Regions from separate parts of the Homo sapiens genome. Here region 1 is linked to region 2. Evidence: read pairs that join two places in POLR2A ChIA-PET (ENCODE). Cell type or tissue: PC-3. All regions are shown on one strand. Links, peaks and the distances in the headings refer to the core of each region. The heading gives the core; the rest is flanking DNA.

Evidence for each region. Peaks named below come from ENCODE experiments on the same cell type or tissue, not always from the same donor. Only the 100,000 strongest peaks of a DNase experiment are listed, where the experiment ranks them.
Region 1: POLR2A ChIA-PET joins it to region 2 with 16 read pairs; 2 of 35 experiments call an interaction of 5 or more read pairs at or near these places.

The regions. Positions count from the first base shown.
Region 1 is chr7:73,794,765-73,807,459 of GRCh38, forward strand. No RefSeq gene overlaps it. Among named protein-coding and RNA genes, the nearest start is that of CLDN4, 30 kb to the right of the region's middle. RefSeq lists an enhancer at 4,618-5,258. In PC-3, for the core only: no CTCF peak of the experiment used is centred there; a DNase peak (open chromatin) is centred at 5,007.
Region 2 is chr7:73,997,371-74,010,065 of GRCh38, forward strand. No RefSeq gene overlaps it. Among named protein-coding and RNA genes, the nearest start is that of ELN, 24 kb to the right of the region's middle. RefSeq lists enhancers at 2,882-3,382, 5,373-6,572. In PC-3, for the core only: no CTCF peak of the experiment used is centred there; a DNase peak (open chromatin) is centred at 5,491; H3K27ac peaks cover 803 bases.

The DNA of each region.
Region 1 (12,695 bases), core at 1,747-9,746, 200 kb before region 2:
GCGATTCTCTTGCCTCAGCCTCCCAAGTAGCTGGGATTACAGGCGCATGTCACCATGTCCAGCTAATTTTTTGTATTTTTAGTAGAGATGGGGTTTTGCCATGTTGGCCAGGCTGGTCTTGAACTCCTGGCCTCAGGGGATCTTCCCACCCTTCCCAAAGTGCTGAGATTACAGGCATGAGCCACTGCTCCCGGGTGGTTTCCTATTGAGTTGTTTGTCCTTTTCTCATTGATTTGCATAATTTCTTTTTTTTTTTTTTATTTTAGATTCAGGGAGTACATATGCAGGTTTGTTACATGGATATATTGTGTGATGCTGAGGTTTGGGCTTTGAACCCACAATTCAAACAGTGAAAGTAGTGATTTTTCAACCCTTGCTCTGTCTCTCCAACCCCAACCCCAGTAGTCCCTACTGTCTGTCATCCTTGTGTTTATGTCCACATGTACCCAATGTTTAACTCCCTCTTGTAAGTGAGAACATGTGGTATTCTGAGAATCTGGTATTCTCAGATTAACAGTCTTAACTTTCTGCTGAAGTGCCTGTTGTACCCCTTACCTAATATTTGTTTTTCTGTTTCTGTGTTAATTCACTTAGGATAATGGCCTCCAGCTGCATCCATGTTGCTGCAAAGGACATGGTTTCATTCTTTTTCATGGCTGTGTAGTATTCCTTGGTGTATATGAACCACATTTTCTTTATCCAGTCCACCATTGATGGGCACCTAGATTGATTCCATGTCTTTGCTACTGTGACTAGTGCTGTAATAAACATGCAAATGCATGTGTCTTCTTTTGCTTTTTTGAGATGTGTTCTTGCTCTGTTGCCCAGGCTGGAGTATAATGGCGAGATCTCGGCTCACTGCAGCCTCTGCCTTTCAGGTTCAAGTGATTCTCCTGCCTCAGCTTCCCAAGTAGCTGGGATTACAGGCGCATGTTACCATGCCCAGCTGATTTTTTGTATTTTTAGTAGAGATGGGGTTTCACCGTGTTGGCCAGGCTGGTCTCGAACTCCTGACCTCAAGTGATCTGCCCACCTCGGCCTCCCAAACTGTTGGGATTACAGGTGTGAGCCACAGTGCCCGGCCACATGTGTCTCTTTGGTAAAACAATTTATATACCTTTGGGTATATACCCAGTAATGGGCTTGCTGGGTAGAATGGTAGCTGTATTTTCAGTTCTTTGAGAAATGTCCACATTGCTTTTCACAGTAGCTGGACTAATTTACACTCCCACCAACACTGTATGAGTGTTCCCTTTTCTCCCCAACCTTGCCAAAATCTGTTATTTTTTGACTTTTTAGTAATAGCTCCCTGACTGGTTTGAGACAGTATCTTACTTTGGTTTTGATTTGCATTTCTCTGATGATGAGTGATGTTGAGCAATTTGTAGAATTTCTTTGTATATTCTGAGTACTAATCATTTGTTGATTATAACGGTTACACATATTTTCTCCCAGATGATAGCTTATCTTTGGCCATTTAGTTCTATGATTTTTTTTTTTTTGCCATGAAGTTTCCTTTTTGAGACATAAAATATATTTGATAAAGTCCTTAAAATGTACAATTTTATTTTATTTTATTTTATTTTATTTTATTTTATTTTATTTTATTTTTTCCGAGACGGAGTCTCATTCTGTCACCTAGGCTGGACTGCAGTGGTGCAATCACAGCTCACTGCAACCTTCACCTCCCAGGTTCAAATGATTCTCCTGCCTCAGCCTCCCAGGTAGCTGGGACTACAGGCATGCGCCACCATGCCCGTAAAATACACAAATCTTAAAGGTACAGCTTGATAAAATTTTTTTTTATTTAATTTAATTTTATTATTATTATTATTATTATTTTTATTGATTATTCTTGGGTGTTTCTCGCAGAGGGGGATTTGGCAGGGTCACAGGACAATAGTGGAGGGAAGGTCAGCAGATAAACAAGTGAACAAAGGTCTCTGGTTTTCCTAGGCAGAGGACCCTGCGGCCTTCCGCAGTGTTTGTGTCCCTGGGTACTTGAGATTAGGGAGTGGTGATGACTCTTAACGAGCATGCTGCCTTCAAGCATCTGTTTAACAAAGCACATCTTGCACCGCCCTTAATCCATTCAACTCTGAGTGGATACAGCACATGTTTCAGAGAGCACAGGGTTGGGGGTAAGGTCACAGATCAACAAGATCCCAAGGCAGAAGAATTTTTCTTAGTACATAACAAAATGAAAAGTCTCCCATGTCTACCTCTTTCTACACGGACACAGCAACCATCCGATTTCTCAATCTTTTCCCCACCTTTCCCCCCTTTCTATTCTACAAAACCGCCATTGTCATCATGGCCCGTTCTCAATGAGCTGTTGGGTACACCTCCCAGACGGGGTGGTGGCCGGGCAGAGGGGCTCCTCACTTCCCAGTAGGCGCGGCCGGGCAGAGGCGCCCCTCACCTGCCGGACGGGGCGGCTGGCCGGGCGGGGGGCTGACCCCCCCCACCTCCCTCCCGGACGAGGTGGCTGCCGGGCAGAGACGCTCCTCACTTCCCAGATGGGGTGGCTGCTGGGCGGAGGGGCTCCTCACTTCTCAGACGGGGCGGCTGCCGGGCGGAGGGGCTCCTCACTTCTCAGACGGGGCGGTTGCCAGGCAGAGGGTCTCCTCACTTTTCAGACGGGGCGTCCGGGCAGAGACGCTCCTCACATCCCGGACGGGGCGGCGGGGCAGAGGTGCTCCCCACATCTCAGACGATAGGCGGCCGGGCAGAGACGCTCCTCACTTCCCAGATGTGATGGCGGCCGGGAAGAGGCGCTCCTCACTTCCTAGATGGGATGGCGGCCGGGCAGAGACGCTCCTCACTTTCCAGACTGGGCAGCCAGGCAGAGGGGCTCCTCACATCCCAGACGATGGGCGGCCAGGCGGAGATGCTCCTCACTTCCCAGACGGGGTGGCGGCCGGGCAGAGGCTGCAATCTCGGCACTTTGGGAGGCCAAGGCAGGCTGCTGGGAGGTGGAGGTTGTAGCGAGCCGAGATCACGCCACTGCACTCCAGCCTGGGCACCATTGAGCACTGAGTGAACGAGACTCCGTCTGCAATCCCGGCACCTCGGGAGGCCGAGGCTGGCGGATCACTCGCGGTTAGGAGCTGGAGACCAGCCCGGCCAACACAGCGAATCCCCGTCTCCACCAAAAAAATACGAAAACCAGTCAGGCGTGGCGGCGCGCGCCTGCAATCGCAGGCACTCGGCAAGCTGAGGCAGGAGAATCAGGCAGGGAGGTTGCAGTGAGCCGAGATGGCAGCAGTACCGTCCAGCTTCGGCTCGGCATCAGAGGGAGACCGTGGAAAGAGAGGGAGAGGGAGACCGTGGGGAGAGGGAGAGGGAGAGGGAGAGGGAGCAGCTTGATAAAATTTTTACATTTGTGAATACGCATGTAACCAGCACTCAAATCAAGACCTAGAACATTTCTATAACCAAAAAAAAATCCCAAAACCCAAAGTGCTGGGATTACAGGTGTGAGCCACCGTGCCTGGCTGAGTTTTTTATATATTCTGATTACTATACATTTGTTGGCATTTTAGCTTATTTGAAAACTTTAAAAATTATATGTATGGTCTTGCAATTTTTTTTTTTTTTTTTGAGATGGAGTTTTGCTCTTGTTGCTAGGCTGGAGTGCAATGGCACTATCCAGGCTTACTGCAACCTCCACCTCCCGGGTTCAAGTGATTCTCCTGCCTCAGCCTCACAGGCATCCACGACCATGCCCAGCTAATTTCTGTATTTTTTAAATAGAGATGGGGTTCACCATGTTGACCAGGCTGGTCTCGAACTCCCGAACTCAGGTGATCCACCTTCCTTGGCCTCCCAAAGCGCTAGGATTACAGGTGTGAGCCACCATGCCCAGCTGAGTTCTTTATATACTCTGATTACTAGACATTTGTTGGCTATATGGGTTGCATTTAGCTTATTTTAAAACTTTAAAAATTATATGTATTGTCATGCAAGTTTTTTTTTTTTTTTAATGGAGTCTCACTCGGTCACCCAGGCTGGAGTGCAGTGGCACGATCTTGGCTCACTGCAACCTCCACCTGCCAGGTTCAAGCAACTCTCCTGCCTCAGCCTCCCGAGTAGCTGGGACTATAGGCGCGCACCACCACACCCAGCTAATTTTTTGTATTTTTAGTAGAGACGGGGTTTCACCGTGTTGGCCAGGCTGGTCTCAAACTCCTGACCCCGTGATCTGCCCACCTCGGCCTCCCAAAATGCTGGGATTACAGGAGTGAGCCACCGCGCCCAGCGTCATGCAAGTTTTTAATATGTCTATCTCCATCAATTTTTTCTTTTTCATGTATCTTTTGTGTCTTACTTAAGAAATATTTCTCTAAATCCAAGAAATGGAGGTATTCTCCTATAGTTTCTTCTAAGTGTTTTACAGTTATTTTCTTCACATTTAGATGTTTAACGACAAAAGATTCTTTGCTTGTCCAAACTTCAGTCAGGTTTCTGAGTCTTCTCCTAAGCCCATCCACGTACTTTCTTGTAAAACTCAGTTTTGGCAAGAGCCCTGCTGGGTCAGTTCAGCAAGAACGCTCCATCCTCAATATCTGATCATCCTTAGTATCTGATCAATTCCTCACCCTCCATGATACCTCACGTGATGTCTGATTACCCTGGCCTGTCTTCAGCAGCAATCCTGCTAGGTTGGTTTAGCTAGAATTCCCTTCATGCCTGATGTTTTCTCTTAGTAATTTTCCATCCACCTACTCCCACTCTGCTCCTGGGCTATAAATTCCCACTTGCCCATGCTGTATTCGGAGTTGAGCCCAATCTCTCTTCCCCACTGCAAGACCCTGGTGCAGTGGTTCCTATACCTATTGCGATGGTCCTGAAGAAAGTCTTCCTTGACATGCTTTAACATGTGTTATTGAATAACATTTTAACAGTTATGGTGCTGCAACTCAGATAGGACCAGATTCATCCCTGGACGTAGCTTCTCCCTAGGACATTAAGTGAGTGCCTTTGAAGTCTTTGTCTTCCTTCCTGACTGACTCATCAGGAAGTCAGACTCCCGAACCATTGCTCCAAATATCCGTTGAAGCAGGTAAGGACAGACTTTGATTCCTTTGTTGTTGTTGTTTTTTCTTGGTTTGAGACAGGGTCTCACTCTATCACCCAGGCTGGAGTGCGGTGGTGCAATCATAGCTCACTGCAGCCTCAAACTCCAGGGCTCAAGCAATCCTCCCACCTCAGCCTCCTGAGTAGCTGGGACTACAGGCACACCACCGTGCCTGGCTAATTTTTTATTTTTTGTTTTTTGTAGAGATGGGGTCTCACTATGTTATCCAGGCTGATCTTGAACTCTTTGGCTCACGTGATCCTCCCACCTTGACCTCCCAAAGTGCTGGGATTATAGGCATGAGCCGCTATGCCTGGCACAGACTTTTTTTTTTTGAGATGGAGTCTTGCTCTGTCACCCAGGCTGGAGTGCGGTGGTGTGATCTCGGCTCACTGCAACCTCTGCCTCCCAGGTTCAAGTGATTCTCCTGCCTCAGCCTCCCGAGTAGCTGGGACTGCAGGCATGCACCGCCCCGCCCGGCTAATTTTTGTATTTTAAGTAGAGACGGGGTTTCACCATGTTGGCCAGGCTGGTCTCGAACTCCTGACCTTGTGATCCACCCGCCTCGGCCTCCCAAAGTGCTGGAATTACAGGCATGAGCCACCGCTGGCACAGACTTTGATTCTTAAAGTATGGGTATATTTGCTGAAGCTGGGTTAGAGTCCCAGGTTTCTTTTGAAAGGTACTTTCTGGGCTGGAAGTCCTTCTTCCTGGCCCTCTGTGAGGCCTCCCTATTCTCTCTGTTCTCTCTATTGGATCCTGCTTCTCCCACGGGAAACTTTTCTGTCACCTGAAAGCTCTCTTCTCGAACTCCTGCTGACTCTATCCTCTGCCAACTGTGTACCCCACTGCCAGGCCCTTTTCCTCTCCACTCCAGCCCCTCAGTCTCTTGTACCTTAGACCCCCTACCCTTCACTGGGGGCTCTTAAGGAACTCAGCACCTCATTCCGCAAGCAAGCACCTGAAGCTGAAAATAAAATAACAACAACAAAAATAGAACTGTTTGAAAACTGAGACTGGGTGTGGTGGCTCATGCCTGTAATCCCAGCACTTTGGGAGGCTGAGGCAGGAGACTTCTTTGAGCTGAGGAGTTTTAGATGAGTCTGGGCAACATAGCAAGACCCCATGTCTATAACAAACTTAAAATATAGCCAGGTTTGAAGGCACACACCTGTGGTTCCAGCTACTTGGGAGGCTGAGGTTGGAAGATTACTTGAGTCTGGGAGGTCGAGGCTGCAGTGAGCTGTGACTGCACCACTGCACTCCGGCCGGCCTCAGTAACAGACTGAGACCTTGTCTCAAAAATAAAAAATAAAAAAAGCAAAACAAAGAAAAAGAAAACTGGACAAATGAAAAAATCTTAAAAGTTGCCTTCACAGATATTGGTAAAAATTTTTAGTCCTTACTGGGTTGGTAACCTTAATTTGTCCCATTTGTATCAGAAACATAATTGGATGTGAAGATAAACCAGTGAATTTATATTATCCTGGTTTACTGCCTCATGATTCAAATTTTTAAGATGAAAAGCTATAAGATCTGTTTACATCTGTCTGTATGTTTATGTATGTGTATATGTATGTATGTATGCATGTTTGTTTGTTATGTATACATGATATTTTTCTAACTTCAATGCTAATACAAAACGAAAATAGCAAATTGTCTTAGGGATAAATGCGCACTCAAACAAATTAAGTATTCATAAAATTATCAGAAAAATAAAAAACTGAACAATTTTTTTCAAGTTCACATGATCCAGGATAGTCTTTAGTAAATAAAAGTTAGTTTTAAAATTGTTGGTAAAATGAAAATAGGACTGTCTTCAGAACTGTTATCATTAAATACAGACATACAGTTTTTCCTGAGTATGCTGGTAAGATACGTTTGTGTTGTATTTGCTAGATGTTTAAGGTCATAAAGCTATAAATCTAACCTAAGAACAGAATGTACAAGAAAAATGAATTGCTTAATTGCTTTGTGCATGTCAGGACATAAAAGTTAAAAAAAAAAAAGAACCTTGTTTAACTTTTTAGTTTCATTGCTTTTGTGATGTTTTTGATACTTACCTGATTTATTAATAGGAAAAATACTTTAAAATAGTGCCTACCTTTGTTTAATGTTTCATGACATTTTTCATGAGCAATTAAACCGTAATTGCTGCGAATAAATAAATTAGGAGAATGTAGTAGAATAAAAATTTGTAAATGAACTTTTAAAAAATAATTATGCTTTAAAAGATGTCTACTTGAAAATAGTTTCAAAAATCTTTTTGTGACAACTTGCAACCTTAAAGTTGTGTTAAGTAAAATTGAGTAATTGATATTCATTAAAAATTTAGACTCAACTGTGGAAAAGAAATCTTGTCATGTGTGGTCAAAGCTGGCTAAGATTGGCTAGATTTATTTGTGAAGTTTTATTAAAAATTAGTTCTACTAGTACATTGATGCAAAAGTAGAATTTGGTCGTCTTTCTAAAAATTATGAAGTTTCCTTGAACTATTGGTCTGAGAATGTGAAGGGTTTTTTTTTTCCTTTAAGTAATTGGCCTAGAAAATAAAAATTTTATGTCTTATCAAGGGAATTTCTTGTTCTTGATGTTGTCTTTTATCACGTCTTTGGTTACTTAAGAAAACTAAATCTTCTCAATATCAAAAAACCTAAGTTTTTCTTCACAACTATGTAATCTGCTATATTTGCCTTTAAAATATTTTATTGTCACCAACATGGTGAAACCCTGTTTCTACTAAAAATACAAAAATTAGTCTGGCGTGATGGTGCGTGCCTGCAATCCCAGCTACTTGGGAGGCTGAGGCAGCAGAATTGAACCCAGGAGGCGGAGGTTACAGTGAGCTGAGATTGCACCACTGTACTCTAGCCTGGGCAACAAGAATGAAACTCTGTCTCAAAAAAAAAAAGTTATCAACACTTTGATTAGATAACCGAGATTATGTTTAATTAAGTGCTTTAACCCTTTTGACATTTTTTATAAACTTCCCAAAATCATATTCTAAATTAAGTCTTTTTAACTTCAAGTTAATTTTGGTATTTTCCAGTTGAGCCCCAGGATATCTCAAAAGGTATGTCTCTCACCTAGTAAAAGAAAGATATTAAAATAATTACACTTATTTCATATGTTAAATTATATAGGAAGCATTGTGAAATGAGAAATAATGTTTAACCTTGTTTGAGTTAAATTTGTATGGACATGTTATTAATATATGCTCCAGAAACTATAGGAAATTCCTAGAAATGTAGTATGTTATCAGTCATAATTTTGATTATTATGTTAAAAGGTTGTATGCCACAGAAATCAAATTTTCTTAATTGTATCACTATTATAATGAACTCTCATCAGATCTTTAACCATGCCATTTTACATCTTTATCATCCATAGACAGTTATTTTACTTAAATTATTCTGTAAAAGCATTTGCAAGACTTAGCTCCAGTTCAAAGTTGCTTCTTTGTCAAGGAAATTAATAAAAAGACTGTGTCAATTACCCTGGAATACAGGTTTCTGATAACTTTAAGATAATACCATTGGACTTGGTTAGACATTCCAGAACTCTAGTGAAAATGATGGGCTCATGAAACTGTGATCTCACGATCAAGCAGAACAAATATTAACTACGTGGATTGTAGTATCATATGGCTTCATGTATTAACTACATGAATATAAACTGATGAACATAATTTTCACGTTAAAAAAAGTTATTTTTGCCGGGTGCCAGTGGCTCGGCTCACATCTGTAATCCCAGCATTTTGGGAGGCTGAGGCGGACGGATCACCAGAGGTCAGAAGTTCGAGACCAGCCTGGCCAACATGGTGAAACCCCGTCCCTACTAAAAATACAAAAAAAAAATTAGCCAGGCGTGGTGGTGGGCACCTGTAATCCCAGCTACTTGGGAAGCTGAGGCAGTAGAATCACTTGAACCCGGGAGGCAGAGGTTGCAGTGAGCCAAGATCGCCCCATTGCACTCCAGCCTGGACGACAAAAGCAAGACTCCGTCTCAAAAAAAGAAAATTATTTTTATTTTCTTTATTTTTCTTTCTAACACTTCTCCCTCACCACCCATGAGTTTTTATTTGAAACATTGCTGGTTTTTTTGAATGTTTTATTTTCCAGATTTTCTTTTTTTGTTGAGACGCAGTCTTGTTCTGTTGCCAGGCTGGAGTGCAGTGGTGCAATCTCGGCTCACTGCAACCTCTGCGTCCCGGGTTCAAGCGATTCTCCTGCCTCAGCCTCTCAAGTAGCTGGGACTAGACAAGCTCCACTGCGCACAGCCAATTTTTGTATTTTTAGTAGAGACAAGGTTTCACCATGTTGGCCAGGATGGTCTTGATCTTTTGACCTTGTGATCTACGTGCCTTGGCTTCCCAAAGTGCTGGGATTACAGGCGTGAGCCACTGTGTCCGGCCTATTTTCCACATTTAAAAAAGTTTTTTTTTTTTTTTGCCTGGGTGCATTGGCTCATGCCTGTAATCCCAGCACTTTGGGAGGCCGAGGCGGGTGGATCACCTGAAGTCAGGAGTTTGAAACGAGCCTGGCCAACATGGTGAGACCCCATCTCTAGTAAAAATACAAAATTATCTGGATGTGGTGGTGTGCACCTGTAATCCCAGCTACTTGGGAGGCTGAGGCATGAGAATTGCTTGAACCCGGGAGGCAGAGGTTGCAGTCAGCTGAGATCGCACCATTGCACTCCAGCCTGGGCAACAAGAATGAAACTGTGTCTCAAAAAAAAAATAAAATAAAAAATAAATAAATAATTAAAAAGATGTGTTTCCCCCCCCCTTTTAAACTATCTATAGCTTACAGCAACTTGGCAAACTTTATTAGACAAAAATGGAAACATTTACTTTTTCTCCCTACCTAATTCCTCCAGAATTCAGAAGCTATTCATGAGTTTTTTTTTTTTCTTATCTACCTACAATCTGAACTAGCTCTTGAATTCTGTTTATTTTCTCCATCATCTGGCCACAACTCTTCAAACTAATATTTCCAATTTTCTCCCACCCTTCTGTTTTGGAATCACTGAAATTAAAACTGCTCTTTTCCTGAAGTCCTGCAAGCTGAAGCTGACAACTTGACATAAACTTCAGAGAAGCTGCCACAACAGTTTATGTATGGCCAGCCTTCATGATAGCCAAACAGCAAACCAGGGAAATCTGTCATTTTCCACTGCTTGCTGAAGATGGTTCAGGCCCAGCATCTAGAAATCTTCTGGAGCGGCTGCCCTTTGGATTTAGAAACTGAGTTTACAGTTTGTTCCCACTATTAACCTTGTTTTTCTTTTATTTTCATAGAAACTGAACTTCCCTTATTAAAAACCTGCTGACTTACACTTACACTATCTAGGAGAGCTCCACTAACAAGTCCCAACAGATGATTTTGCTGGTCCTTAATGAACCAGCTAAGATTGGCTAGATTTATTTATGAAATTTGATTAAAAATTAGTTCTGGTAGGCCGGGCGCAGTGGCTCACGCCTGTAATCCCAGTACTTTGGGAGGCAGAGGCGGGCAGATCACCTGAGGTCAGGAGTTTGAGATCAGCCTAGGCAACACTATGAAACCCCGTCTCTACTAAAAAAGTACAAAATTAGCCGGGCGTGGTGGCACATGCCTGTAATCCCAGATACTCAGGAGGCTGAGGCAGGAGAATCACTTGAACCTGGGAGGCGGAGGATGTGGAGGATGCGGTGAGCTGAGATCATGCCATTGCACTCCAGCCTGGGCAACAAGAGTAAATCTCTGTCTCACCAAAAAAAAAAAAAAAAATTAGTTCTGGTAGTACATTGATGCAAAAGTAGAATTTGATCTTCTTTGTAAAAATGACAAATTTTTCTTGAACTATTTGAGAATGTGAAGTGTTTTTTTTTCCTTTTAAGTAATTGGCCTAGAAAATAAAGATTTTGTATTTTATCAAGATAATTTATTGTACTTGATGACTGAACCAAAAACCGGACTTATATTGTTCAAAGGGAAGAAGAATGTCTCTTTCCTTTGAACAAGAAGGGGGACTGACAAAGATTCTTTGCTTGGCCAAACTTTAGTAAGATTTCTGAATCATCTGCACACTTCCCTGTAAAATCTAGTTTAAGCAAAAACCCTGCTAAGTCCGTTTAGTGAAAATCCTCATCCTTGACATCTGATCATCGTCAGTATCTGATCAGGTTCCTCGGCCTCCACCATGCCCCAGGTGATATTGGATCACCCTGGCTTGTCTTCAGCAAGAACCTGGTTAAGTCAATTTAGCCAGAATCCTCCTAACCCCTGATGCTTCCTCTTAGCAATTTTCCATCTGCTGACCCCCACCCAATCTACTTCTTAAGTATAAATTCCCACTTGCCCATGCTGTGTTCAGAGTTGAGCCCAATTTCTCTTCCCCGGTGCAAGACCCCATTGCAGTACCCCATTAAGTGTTCCTAATAGTGATTGCAATAATCCTAAATAGGCCAAGCATGGTGGCTCACGCCTGTAATCCCAGCACTTTGGGAGGCCAAGGCGGGTGGATCATCTGAGGTTAGGAGTTTGAGACCAGCCCAGCCAACATGGTGAAACCCTGTCTCTACTAAAAATAAAAAAATCAGCCAGGCATGGTGGTACGTGCCTGTAATCCCAGCTACTTGGGAGGCTGAGGCATAAGAATTGCTTGAACCCAGGAGGTGGAGGTTGCAGTGATCCAAGATCATGCCATTGCACTCCAACCTGGGCCACAGAGCAAGACCTTGTCTCAAAAAACAAACAGACAAACACAAAAAACAAACCAAAAAACACAACCAAAAACAATAGTCCTAAATAAAGTCTTCCTTACTGTGCTTTAACAAGTATCATTGAGGCCGGGTGTGGTGGCTCACGCCTATAATCCCAGTACTTTGGGAGGCAGAGGCAGGTGAACCACGAGGTCAGGAGTTTGAGACCAGCCTGACCAACATGGTGAAATCCTGCCTCTACAAAATTCTGTAAAAAAATTTTACAAAATGTTTTTGTAAAAATACAAAAAAAATTAGCCTGGGCATGGCGGAGTGTGCCTGTAATCCCAGCTACTCAGGAGGCTGAGGCAGGAGAATTGCTTGAACCTGGGAGGCGGAGGTTGCAGTGAGTCGAGATTGTGCCATTGTATTTCAGCCTGGACGACAAGAGCAAAACTCCGTCAAACAAACAAACAAACAAAACCCACAACAACAAAAAAACTCAAATATTATTGAATATTTTTCCTTAACATTAGTTTATTTCATACATATATACATTCATATAGATATGTGTTCATATATAACTATATAAAATCTATCCTATAGCCAGTCTGTCCAACACCCACACTTTTTTCCTTGGCTTAAGTTAGACATTGTCAGTTTTGGTTGCTTTCCATCAAAATAATCATATCTAGTACCTCTGCTATCTTCTATATGGAGGCCTTGGTCTGATTGGACAGACGTGGCCATGCCTTTGGGAGACGCTTCTGAAGGAGGCAGGCCTTGCCCCAGGAAGCCTCAGCCAGAAGGGGAAAAATAAGAAGTCATTGCTGCCGGGTGCAGTGGCTCATGCCTGTAATCCCAGCACTTTGGGAGGCCAAGGCGGGTGGATCACCTGAGGTCAGGAGTTCGAGACCAGCCTGGCCA
Region 2 (12,695 bases), core at 2,801-10,800:
GCTGGAGCAGAGCTGGAGAAAGAGAGCTGGGGGTGAGATGGGCGCAGTAGTCTGGAGCCAGATATCACAGGGCCCTGCGGGCACAAAAGGGATTTTCTGTTATCCTACAGCTGGTGGGAAGTTACTGGTTTTAGGCAAGTGGCATGATGAGATTTACATTTCTTTTTTCTTTTCTTGAGACAGGGTCTCACTCTGTCACCCAGGCTGGAGTGCAGTGGTGCAATCAAAACTCACTGCAGCCTCGAACTCCTGGGCTCTGCAACCTCCGCCTCCCAGGCTCAGGTTATCCTCCCACCTCAGCTTCCCAAGTAGCTGGGACTACAAGCATGCACCACCATGCCTGGCTAATTTTTTTTTTTTTTTTTTTTTTTTTTTTTTTTTTTTTTTACTTTTCATAGGGATGGGGTCTCACTATCTTGCCCAGGTTTGAACTCCTGGGCTCAAGCAATCCTCCTGCCTCGGCCTCCCAATCTGTTGGGATTACAGACATGAGCCACTGCACCTGGCAAAGATTTGCATTTCTATACATCAAGCTGGGCTGGACGTGGTAGCTCATGCCTGTCATTCCAGCATTTTTGGAGGCCAAGGCAGGAGGATTGCTCAAGCCCAGGAGTTCAAGACCAGCCTGGGCAACATAGTGAGGCCCCCATCCCTACAAAAAGTTAAAAAAAAAAAAATTAGCCAGTCATGGTGGCATGCACCTGTGGTCCCAGCTACTCAGGAGGCTGAGGCAGGAGGATCACTTGAGCCCAGGAGTTGGAGGCTGCAGTGAGCTAGGATCACACCACTGCACTCCAGCCTGGGCAACAGAGCAAGACCCTGTCTCAAAATAAATAAATACCAAAAACAACAATGCTATCAGGTTGGGCTGCATGGAAGTCACTGCTGACCTGGGTGAGAGTGTTTGGGTGGCGGGTGGGGGCCAGAGCCAGGCAGGAGCCGGCCAAGGAGTGAGCAGCAGGTGAGAAGTAGAAACACGTGTGCAGACAGCTCTTTGAAGAGTTTGGCCGTGACAGAGAGGTGAGAGATGGGGCAGCCAGAGGTGGGAGTGGGGTTCAAGAAGGGGTTTCTTTTATTTTGTTCATGGAATGCTTAAATGCCAACGAGAAGGGGCCAATAAAAGGAGGCGTGGCTGGAACCCTAAAGGTGGTTCGTGGGCTGAGACGTCTGAGCAGGTGGAGGGGAGGGAAGGGGAACCAAGCATGGGTGGGGTCACCCTTTGGCAGAAGTGGCCTCTCATCCACAGGGAGATGGCCATAGACTTGGACATTTGGAGACACAAGGGTAAGGACAGTCCCCTAGAGCTAGCCTGAGGCTGAGGACAAAAGGTCAGAAATTCTCAGACAGCGCTGGGCGCGGTGGCTCACACCTATAATCCCAGCACTTTGGGAGGCTGAGGAGGGCAGATCACTTAAGGTCAGGAACTCGAGACCAGCCTGGCCAACATGGTGAAACCCCATCTCTACTAAAAATGCAAAAAAAATTAGCTGGGCGTGGTGGCGCACGCTTGTAAATTACCCCTGCTACTCAGGAGGCTGAGGTGGGAGAATCGTCTCTTGAACCCGGGAGGCAGAGTTTGCAGTAAGCCAAGTTCGCACCATTGCACTCCAGCCTGGGTGACAGAGCGAGGCTCTGTCTCAAAAAAAAAAAAGTTCTCAGACAGTGAAGGGGGTATGGAGGATTGCTGTGCAAGAGCTCAAACAGAGGGAAGCCCAAAACCAGCTGGGGTCTGGGCCACAAGTCATCATGAGCCGGGCTCAGAGGACACGGTAGACCTGGAGCCAGGTCTCAGTCTGGAGTTGGAGTTAAGACGTAGGCCAGGTGTGGTGGCTCGCGCCTGTAATCCCAGCACTTTGGGAAGCTGAGGCGGGTGGATCACTTGAGGCCAGGAGTTTGAGACCAGTCTGGCCAACATGGTGAAGCCTGTCTCTACTAAAAATACAAAAATTAGCCAGGCAAGGTGGCTGGCACCTGTAATCCCAGCTGCTCGGGAGGCTGAGGCAGGAGAATTGCTTGAACCTGGGAGGTGGAGGTTGCAGTGAGCTGAGATGGCACCACTGCACTCCAGCCTGGGTGACAGAGCAAGACTTCATCTCAAAAAAAAAAAAAAAAGACTCAATCTGGGATCAGAGAGGGCTCTGCCCAGAGTCAGGAGCAGATGGTGAAGGCAAGGCCAGAGCCCCCCACCCCTGAGGTCCATCCTGAGCTCAGGGTCCAATCCCTGGTGGTCCTGAGGTTGAAGATAAGCTCCCTGAGCTGCTCACCCTTCGGGTGGCCGACCTGGCCCAGCTTCTGTCCAGGAACCTCCTCAGCCCCGATCCCAAGGGGAAATGCCAGCCCAGACCCCACTCTTCCTTTAGGCCAGGAGGGCCCCCCAAAACCCAGGCCCACCCTCCCCAGCAGCCGGGCCACGAGCCGAGTCCCGCCCTACCCAGTCCAGGGTGAGAATTCCGGCCACACGCCCCTGTGATGTGGTCACGTTGGAAAAATGTTAATCAAATATTCTCCTCCGTGTTTCTTTTCTTTCCCAGGCTGAATTCCTAGAAGACAGGAATTTATGGTGTGAGAGCTCCAGTCCCCGCAGACCCACTGCCAAGGTCAACAGCACGAGGCGGGCATCCCTGCCAAGTGGGGAGTGGAGTCGTGGCTTTAGGAGTTGGTTGCAAGGAAAAACCAAAGTACGTGCATTAAAAAAGAAAAAAAAAAAAAAGAAATCCCTTCTCTCCCTCAAGTTCCCAAACTGGGGCTTAAACAAGGTCTCCCAGCATGGCCCGGGCAGGCCTCTGGTCTGGGAACAGAGTCTCCCTTGGAGATAGGGCCTGCGACGCTGTCACGGGGGCGTCCCTCGGGTCCCTGGAGGGTCTGGAAGTTGCTCCTTCTCTCAGACCAAAGCTCAGCAGCTCAGCCTCACGGGGCGGCGGGTGGGGGGGGGCGGGGGCGGGGGCAGGATCTCCGTGGTGACCCCACCTCTCTGGCCAACCCAGGGCAGTTGACATGAACACAACACATATCATCCTGGGCCCTGTCACCAAGCCCCCTGAGGTGGGAGCCTGCTTCATCTCATCTCGCCTCTGCCATCTTGGTTCTGGGGTCTTGACTCTCCAGAGAGCAAGCTCCTCGCAGACTCGGGCACCAAGGTCTCTGGCAGCAGAGAGACTGGGGATGCTGCCTGTAGTAGCGGAGGGGAGGTGAGGAGGGGGCTGGAGACCACCCAGACTCAAACCCAGATGACCCGATGCTGGGAAGATAGCCTTGGCCCCAGCCCCGAGCCCCGCAGGTGTAACTGAGCATCCACGTGTCACCCATCTGCCTGACACGTGCTGAGTTCCACTGTGTCCCGGGCACCTGGAAAAAGGGGAAACCAAGGCAGAGGAGGCCTCACCGCCAAGTGGGGCATGGAGGAAAGACTGATGAAAAAATGGAGGTGACTGTCACATGAGAACCAGGGGGCTGGAGGGACTGTGGGTCCCCGGAGGAGAGAGCGGCCGCCCTGGGGCTGCAGGGGAGGACGCTGGTTTGAGAAAGCTTTCTGAAGGGAGTTGCACCCTGAGAGGGGCCAGAGTTCACCAGGCGGACACGCAGTGGGAGAGGGGGCTTGCTTGGAAGGAACATTCCAGCTGAGGCCAAAGCATGTGCAAAGGCCCAGAATGTTTATACCTTGGTAAGACTTTTCATATAAATAAGTTCTCAAATCCAAAAAACAAAACGGCCTCTGGCAAGCCACATGTCTGGGTTTCTTGCTTGGAAAAGGAAGCCCTGCCCTGCCCCAAGCCTGGGACCACGAGAAAGTGGGGCCTGACACTTCTCAGGTCCCTGCCCCCTTCCCTGGCAGCCACACAGACAGCACCACACCGTGCACCCCCCAAGAGAGTCCTCAAGCCCTGTTCTGTCTGTCCCCTCCTCACTGCCTCACACCAACAGCCTCCTCACCGTCACCTCACTCCTGCTGGGCGCCTCCTCAGGCCCAAGCACCAACTCCAGCCTGTTCTCTGCCCTGTACCAGGAGGCTGGGGAGTAGACAAGGGGCAGCCTCCTGGAGTCCAGGGTCCTTCCAGGGTCTCTACTCCCTGAATGCATGGGGTAGAGAGAGTCAGAACCTCCAGCTTCTGTTTTTTGTTGTTTTGTTTTGTTTTGTTTTCCCCAAGACAGGGTCTCACTCTGTTGTCCAGACTGGAGTGCAATGGCTCATTGCAATCTCCGCCTCCTGGGTTTAAGCGATTCTCCCGTCTCAGCCTCCCTAGTATCTGGGATTACAGTCTCCCGCCACCACGTCTGGTTAATTTTTGTATTTTTAGAAGAGACGGGGTTTCACCATGTTGGCCAGGCTGGTCTCAAACTCCTGGCCTCAAGTGATCCACCCGCCTCAGCTTCCCAAAGTGCTGGGATGACAGGCGTGAGCCACTGTACCCGGCCTGTTTTAGTGTTTAAATCTCTTTTTGGCCCTGGAGTACAGAGGTTTTATTTATCCAGTCCCTTTTATTCCCATCATTCCTAACCCACCACCCACACCCACAGGCAACCTTTCCAATGCATTCAAGGTGTGCCCTTTCATTCACGTGCGTTCTTGTAAAACAAGGATCACTCATGGCTACTAATGGGGACGGATCTTCCTTTTGGGGTAACTCACATGTCTCAGAACTAGATAGAGGTGAGTGTGCTAAATGCCACTGAATTGTACCCTTTACAAGTGGTTCATGGTTAACTTTATGTTATGTGAATTTTACCTCCATTTCTTAATATGTGTATCACTGTTTTGGAGGAGTTTTGATTTACCCAAGTGGAACTGGGCTATGGATTATATTTCTGTCTTACTCTTTCTTCTCAGAGTCTGGTGTTTTTTTTATTTGTTTTGTTTTTTTGAGACAAGGTCTTGCTCTGTCTCCCAGGTTTGGAGTGCAGTGTGTGATCCTAACTCACTGCATCCTTGAACTCCTGGGCTTAAGCGATCCTCCCGCCTCAGCCTCCTGACTAGCTGGGACTACAGGTGCATGCCACCACACCCGGCTAATCTTTTTAAAAAAATGTTTTTGTAGAGATAGGGTCTCAATATGTTGCCCAGGCTGGTCTTGAATTCCTGGTCTCAAGCGATCTTCGCACCTCAGCCTCCCAAGGCACTGGGAATACATAGCAAGACCTCATCTCTACAAAAATAAACAATTAGCCAGCTGTGGTGGCTCGTGCCTATAGTCCTAGCTACTTGGGAGGCTGAGGTGGGTGGATCGCTTGAGCCCAGGAGTTCAATGCTGCAGTGAGCTAGGTCACACCACTGTACTCCAGTCTGGGCCACAGATGGAGAACCTGTCTCTAAAAACAAAAACAAACAAAAAAGTAAGATTCTGAAGTTGCTAGAACAAATTGTGGGAGAAGATCTTTTGACACAGAAGTGAAGGACTCCTGAAACAAAACCTCAAAAAATGCATAAACCAGAAAGCTTCCCCCGCCAGCCTCCTGCCTCACCCAGAGGAAGTGGCGTTTCCTCCCGGACGCCGGCCTGGGCGCTGCCCACCTGGTGAGTCATGGGCCACTCTCTTCTGAGGCTGGCGGCCTGGCCCGCCCTTCCCGTCGGTACCCAGGAGGGAGCACAGCCTGCAATGGCCGCCTTATCTCACCCTCGCCCATGGCCCCGCAGACATGAGGTCAGGGCCGGGGATGTAATGAGGGTGGGAGGTGGGAGGCAGTGGAGGGTCAGGGAGAGGTCAGAGGTCGCTGGCAAAGCTGTTGCTGCACTTTGGAGGTGAGGGTGGGGGGCAAAGCAGACCCTTAAGGGACCTCAGCCAGGCCCCAGGGCTGGGGGTGGCAAGAGGTTCGTGTCATCACAGTGTGGCCGGGTCAGGGGAACAGGGACAGGTGCCCCAGGCCAGGGGAGAGAGGGCCCCAAACCCCAGCCCCTTCCAGAATCTTATCTCCAGGGGAGAGAGGGACCCAGATTAGGATTTTCTATCTAAGACAGTCCACACCCCTACCCCTTCCAGAATCTTATTTCCAGGGAAGGGAGGGCCCCAGATTAGAATCTCCGATCTGAGCCTGTCCTCACTCCCAACCCCTTCCAGAATCTTCTTTCCAGAGGAGAGAGGGCCCCAGATTATGATTTTCGATCTGAGACAGTCCACACCCCTACCCCTTCCAGAATCTTCTTTCCAGGGGAGAGAGGACCCCAGATTAGGATCTCCGATCTGAGACGGTACGCACCCTCTACCCCTTCTAGAATCTTCTCTTGTTTCTCCAATGGCCCTTTGAGGCCAATCCCCTTCTGGCCAAAACACACGGCCAGACAAGAAAGCCATTGAGAGAACAAGCAAGGGTGTGTCTGTGCCCACTGGGGTGTCCCCAGAGCTCTTTGGGCATCTGTGTCTTACCCCTTTCATCATCCAACAAAGGGTGACTCAACACCAGCACCAGCCCCGCGCCTTCGTCCCGGGAGGGCTGAGTCCTTCTGCGGCGTTGGGTCTGGGTCCCAGGGCTTGCCAGTTCTGCCGATGCCTGTCACCTGGGTGCAAGCCTGTGTGTGGGCCCACATGTGTGCCTGCAGATGTCTCTGCATGTGACATGTGCATGCCAAGTGTCCAGCTGTCTATCCCTTATGCTTAGTCTCTGAGTCTGGGCTGACTGTGCTGATGGCACTTTTTCCAAAGGTTCCTGGTAACTGGGACAAGTCAGTGTGTCCTCCAGCTTGTTGTCAGGGGTCCCTGGGCAGTGCTAGGCAGCAGCTTTTGGATGGGCAGTCAGTCGGTCAACATATGTTTATTTTGGGGTGTATATAGGCGGTCCTGGGGGCTTGCTGTCTCATCTGCCTCCATCCACCGGTCTGCAGGGACTGCAAATGAGGACATAGTTGTCCCCTCTGGCCGGTGTTGCTGTGTGTCTCTGTAGTTAAAGGTGTACCCTGGAGCCCTTCCCCTTCCCTGGGTGCCTGGTTTGTGGGGTTTCTGTCCTGGGTTAGCAGGGGGCAGGGGGACCTAATCCATGGTCAATACCTCCCTCCACCTCACTCCCCAGCAGAAAACCCAAATGTGCATGGAGAAAGAGCACTGGCTCAACTGTCCCCAAAGTATAGAGACAGATGATTAATAGATGCATACATACATGTGTATATGTATGTATACACACACATCCATCCATCCATATGCATACATACACACACATCCATACATGTACATACACAGATATGATATCACATAGAATAAAATACTCCAACTGACGTCTGAACTTTTAATTAATTTTAATTTTTTTTTTTTTAGTATTAGCATTATTATTTTTTGAGACAGGCTCTCACTCTTTCACCCAGGCTAGAGTGCAGTGGTGCGATCTCAGCTCACTGCAGCCTCCACTTCCCAGGTTCAAGCGATCCTCCCACCTCAGCCTCCCAAGTAGCTGGGACTGCAAGTGTGCTCCAGCATGTGTGGCTAATTTTTGTATTTTTTGTAGAGACAGGGTCTCATTAACTTACCCAGGCTGGTTTCAAACTCCAGGGCTCAAGCAATCTACCTGCCTCGGCCTCCCAAAGTGCTAGGATTACAGGTGTGAGCCACAGTGCCTGGCCTGAACTTTTAAATCAAGATTTTATTTATTTATAATTATTTTATTTCATTATTTTATTTTATTTTTGAGGCGGAGTCTCACTCTGTTGCCCAGGCTGGAGTGCAGTGACACAATCTCAGCTCTCTGCAAACTCCACCTCCTGGGTTCAAGTGATTCTCCTGCCTCAGTCTCCCAAGTAGCTCGGATTACAGGTGCCCGCCACCACACCCAGCTAATTTTTGTATTTTTAGTACAGACGGGGTTTCACCATGTTGGCCAGGCTGGTCTCAAACTCCTGACCTCAAGTGATTTGCCTGCCTCAGCCTCCCAAAATGTTGGAGGTTACAGGCGTGAGCCACCCCGCCTGACCTAAGATATTATTTATACAGAGACATGCACACAGCGTATGTGAACTTGCATCAGATCGAATGGGAATTTTCACAAACCACACACATTGCTGTTGACAGCACTCAGATCAACATGCCAGCCCCTCTGACCCCCATTTCCCTTATTCCCCTCCCAGCCCCCAATCTCCCCCTAAGAATAGCCATTGCTCTGACTTCAGCATAGATTCCTTTTGTCATTTTTTGATTTGATGTAAATAGAATCCTAGATTATCTACCCTTACGTTTCAGATTCATCAAAGCTGTTGCATGATTTACTTTATTTTATATTATTTTAGCCTGTGCATTCCCACGACTCTGCCCCTCTCCCGCCGAGTTCTCAGGAGCCCACCACTGGGAAGAAAATCCTAGGGGAGGCCAGGCATGGTGGCTCATGCCTGTAATCCTAGCACTTTGGGAGGCCGAGGTAGGAGGATTGCTTGAGGCCAGGAGTTCGACACCACCGTGGGCAACATAGCAAGACCCTGTCTCACCAAAAACTACAGAGAAGAGTAACCAGGCTTGGTGGCATGCGCCTGTAGTCCCAGCTACTCGGGAGGCTGAGGTGCGAGGATTGCTTGAGCCCAGGAGGTCGAGGCTGCAGTGAGCTGTGATTGCACCACTGCATCCCAGCCTGGGCAACAGAGCGAGACTCTGTCAAAAAAAAAAAAAAAGAGAGAGAGAGAAAGAGAAGGGAAGGGGAGGGGAGACAGAGAGAGAGAGAAAGAGAGAAAGAAAGAGAAGAGGGAAGGAAGGGAGGAAGAGAGGAAGGAAGGAAGGGAAAAATTCTAGGGGAAGACTTTGCAAGGAAACAAACATCTCTAGCTCTGTGAAGCTGTGATCCACCAAGACAGGATATGGCCTCTGGGGCTTCTGTTGAGCTCCCAGATCTATGCCTCGGGCAATGGGGAATGAGAGACCACAGGGATGGGTCTTAAGCTTCCCCAGACCTTCCTTCGTCCTTCCAGGAATGCGCCAAGCAAAAGCAAGCTAAGAGCAGGTGCTGGGAGCAAACAGCTGCCTTGCAGGCAGGACGAGGAGCCTCTTAAGTCTGCAGCCCTATTGGAAAGGCTGGAAGGAGAGAGCTCCCATGGATGGAGAAGCAGCCTCAGATCCCCAAACTGTCTGCACCTCCCTCTAAGACAGGATGGTGTCCGTGGGACAATCGACCCATGTGCTCTCTTCCCAAGCCCTGGGTCTGTACCATGCCTAGGGACACAGATGTGGGCCACATTCCGCTGTCCAGACAACTTTCTTCTTCTCCTCTAAGGCCCAGATTGAGTGACACCTCCCCTGTGATGCCAGGTTGACCCTCTGTCCCCATCTCCCCTAGACCCCTGCAGCTCCTTCTCCAGGACCGCTGGTGCCCGCGCCCAGTTCCGTTTCTTACGTAAGAGGTGATGCCCCCAGGGTCATTCCAGGGTGCAAATCTGTCTATGTCACCCTCTGTGGAAACCTCCCATGGCTCCCAGTGACCTCCACTAACGCACTCCTACTCCTCCGTTCTGCAGGATCTGGGCCCCCTGGCCTGGTTTCTTTCCACTCTGCCCTCCCAAGCTCCCACTCCAAGCCTCGCCTGCTATTTCTTGTCTTTGTACTTTTTGGATTGGGGCCAGCTGATTGCAGTGCTCCCTGCCCGCCTTTAAACTAGCAAAGTTCTCTTTGTCTTCAAAGACTCGGCTGAAAAATGCCTTTCCTCCAGGAAACCTTCCTTGATGGCCCAGGCAGGGCTGGTGCCTCATCTGACCTCTCATACTCCCCACGCATGGGCCCACAGGGTCTGGGCTGGCACAGGGCCCTGGATGTGTCCCTCCATGGAGAGATGTCAGGGAGCCCTGGCCAGATGGCCCAAATGATGAATGTCTCCCAGGGATGTGCCAGCCTTTCCTCCACACTGGGCCAGCAGGTGTCAAGGCAGTGGTGATGCTTTGGGACCAAAGCCAACCTTGGATAGCTCCTCTGATTTGAGCTTCCTCTGAGCCCTCAACTGCCCCCCTACCAGGATCCCACAGCCTCCTAATAGAGCTCCCCACCTGCCTCAGCTCATTCTCCACTTGGCAAGCAGAGAGCACCTGCTCACATGCAGATCTGTGATGCTCCCTGCCTCAAACTCTCCATGGCTCCCCAGTGCCTCAGGACAAAGTCTTGGTCTGGTTCCCAGTGTCTGCTGCCCCATCCCCAGCCCTCACTCTATCAGAGAAAATAGGGCAGGTCCCCAAACTGTCACCCCCTTGAGCCCTTGTCCCCCACATTGCCTCCACCTGGAGAACTCATTCTACCCAGCCACTGGCCACCAGCACTCTATAAACCATTCCTGTTCTCTCTGACTGCTCCACATCGGTCCCCCTGCAGTACCTCTTGCCACCCGTCCTGGGCCATGAGACACTTTGGGGCACTGCTTTTCACTTGTCTATCACCCACTCCAGGCTGTGGACTCAGGGCCGAGGCTCTACTTGGCTCATCTCCATGCCTGGGCCTGGCACACAGTAAGTGTTGAATGAATAAGTGAACGCGCCTATTTTATAGACAAGGCACATGAGTCCCAATACAGCAGCGACAGTGACTCTGGGCCACAGTGGAGTGCAGGCACGGGGCTTCTACGAGACATCCTCTGAGGGTGTGAGCTGGTTTCTGGGCCCCCTGAGATGTGGGACCATGATCCGCCCACTCCCACCTCACTCCAGGTCAGGCCCCAGCAGGGAACAGCAGATTCGACCACCCCTCTAGGACCAGGAGGAAGGTGACCCCTGGAGCCATCTTTGGGGACCTTTGAGAACACTTCTAGGGCCTGGATCACCCAGGGCACCTGTTCTGCAGAGCCAGGAGCTTCTGGACAGGCCCCAGGCTAACCTCAGGGCCCCTCTCTGCCTCCAGGCAGGGCAAAGGTGGGCAGCGCCAGGAGGGTGCGGTAGGAGCCAGAGGCGTTGGGGAGAGGCCAGCCTGATTTATGAGGCAAGCAGGGATGGGATCACTTGGCAAGGTGGGCATGCACGACAGACCCTCAGAGATAAGAGCCCAGAGGTATGCAAGCGATGTAAACAGCTGGGAGCGGGCACCCCAGCTCTCCCGTACCAGCCAGAGACACCCAGACCGGGGAAGGGCAAAGCAGCCATCTCAGATGGAAGAAGGCCCCATGGCCTCCCAGGACCGGGCCTCACTCCTGCTCCAGCCAGCCCGGACCCCTTGTTCCACGTCATCATTTCAACCGTGCCTAACTCTGCATCCTCTCTCAAGGCAAACCTAGTCTCAGAATTTTTCCTGGGTCCTTCAGGGCCCAACAACACTGCACCAGAGCAGGCCACCCCACCTCTCACTGACACCACCGCTTCCATCTTCCAGACCTGATTGTGTCACTTTGCTGCTGGGTCCCTGCTGCCTTCAGGATGACACCCAAGCCCCTTAGCCTGGACGTGAGCCCCTCATGACCAGACCCTGCCAGCCTCTCCTCCTTTGCAGTTCATCATGGCCCTCCTTAAGCTCAGCCATCCTGACCTCCTGCACTTTCCTGAGTGTGCCCAGCATTTCTTGCCACCTCTGGGCCTTTGCAGACGTGATGCCTTGGCTCTAATAGCCTTCTCTGCTCTGATCTGCTGGTGAACTCCTATGCAACCTTCAAAACCCATCTCATAGGTGCCCTCCTCCAGAGTCATTCCTGCCTCTCTAAGGTAAGGTAGGGGCTGCCTTCAGCTCCTGCGGCACCCTCATCCCAATCCAGTCCTCTCAGTCATAGTACTCAGCATTCTTGCAAGCCTGCTACTCTCTTGATGGGGGCTCTCCAGGGCGAAGTCCTCAGGAATGCCCTCTGCAGGTCCCTGACCTCCACCTTGCGCTGTTGAGGACTCAGAATCTCCAAGTTCATGGCTGGGCGTGGTAGCTCATGCCTGTAATCCCAGCACTTCGGAAAGCAGAGACAGGAGGATCACTTGAGCCCAGGAGTTCAAGACTAGCCTGGGCAACAAAGTAAGACCCCATGTCTACAAAAAAAGTTTAAAAAATTAGCCAGGTGTGGTGGTGTGTGTCTGTGGTCCCAGCTACATGAGAGGCTGAGGTGGGCGGATCACTTGAGCCCCGGAGGTCGAGGCTGCAATGAGCTATGATTGCACCACTGCACTCCAGCCTGGGCGACACAGCAGAACCCTGTCTTAAAAAAAAAAAGAATCTCCAAGTTCAAAGCTAAAGGCTCCCACCTTTTGTGAAGAGGCCCTGCACCAAGAGGAAAAAGATCCAGCATCCAACATAGTCCTCCGCTCCACACACACACTCTCTGCAGTCCCCGCTAACTCAGCCCTGGGCCAACAGACAAAAGTACCCTGGCTATGACCCTTCCTCCTGCCTCAAGTCAGGCGGATTGCTTGAGGTCATGGTCACGGCGGCCATGTGAGGGGAATGACCGGGCCCACTGACAGAGGAGGAAACTGAGTCTGGAGGTGGGGAGACATATCTACCCACGCCTACAGCAAACAGTGGGAGAGCAAGCTGTTTGACTCCCTAAAGCAGCCCTTTGTCGAGAGTAGGTTGAGGACATACCCACTCCGGGGACACACCAGCTGGTGCCTGGGCAGGACAATTGGCAAAGCATGCTCAGTCAGGGGACTGGCAGTTGCATGCAAGGACCTGGAATGCACCGCTGCCTGCCCAGGGCTAAGGACACACATCGGCAGGGTCATACCAGTTGTCCCCGTGGAGCAGGGAGATGGATGTACAAGCTGAGCGCCCTGGCAGGAGACAGAACCAGGGCATGGGCTGTGTCATAGGCCGGGTGGCCACAGACAGCCTGTGTGGACGGGAACACAG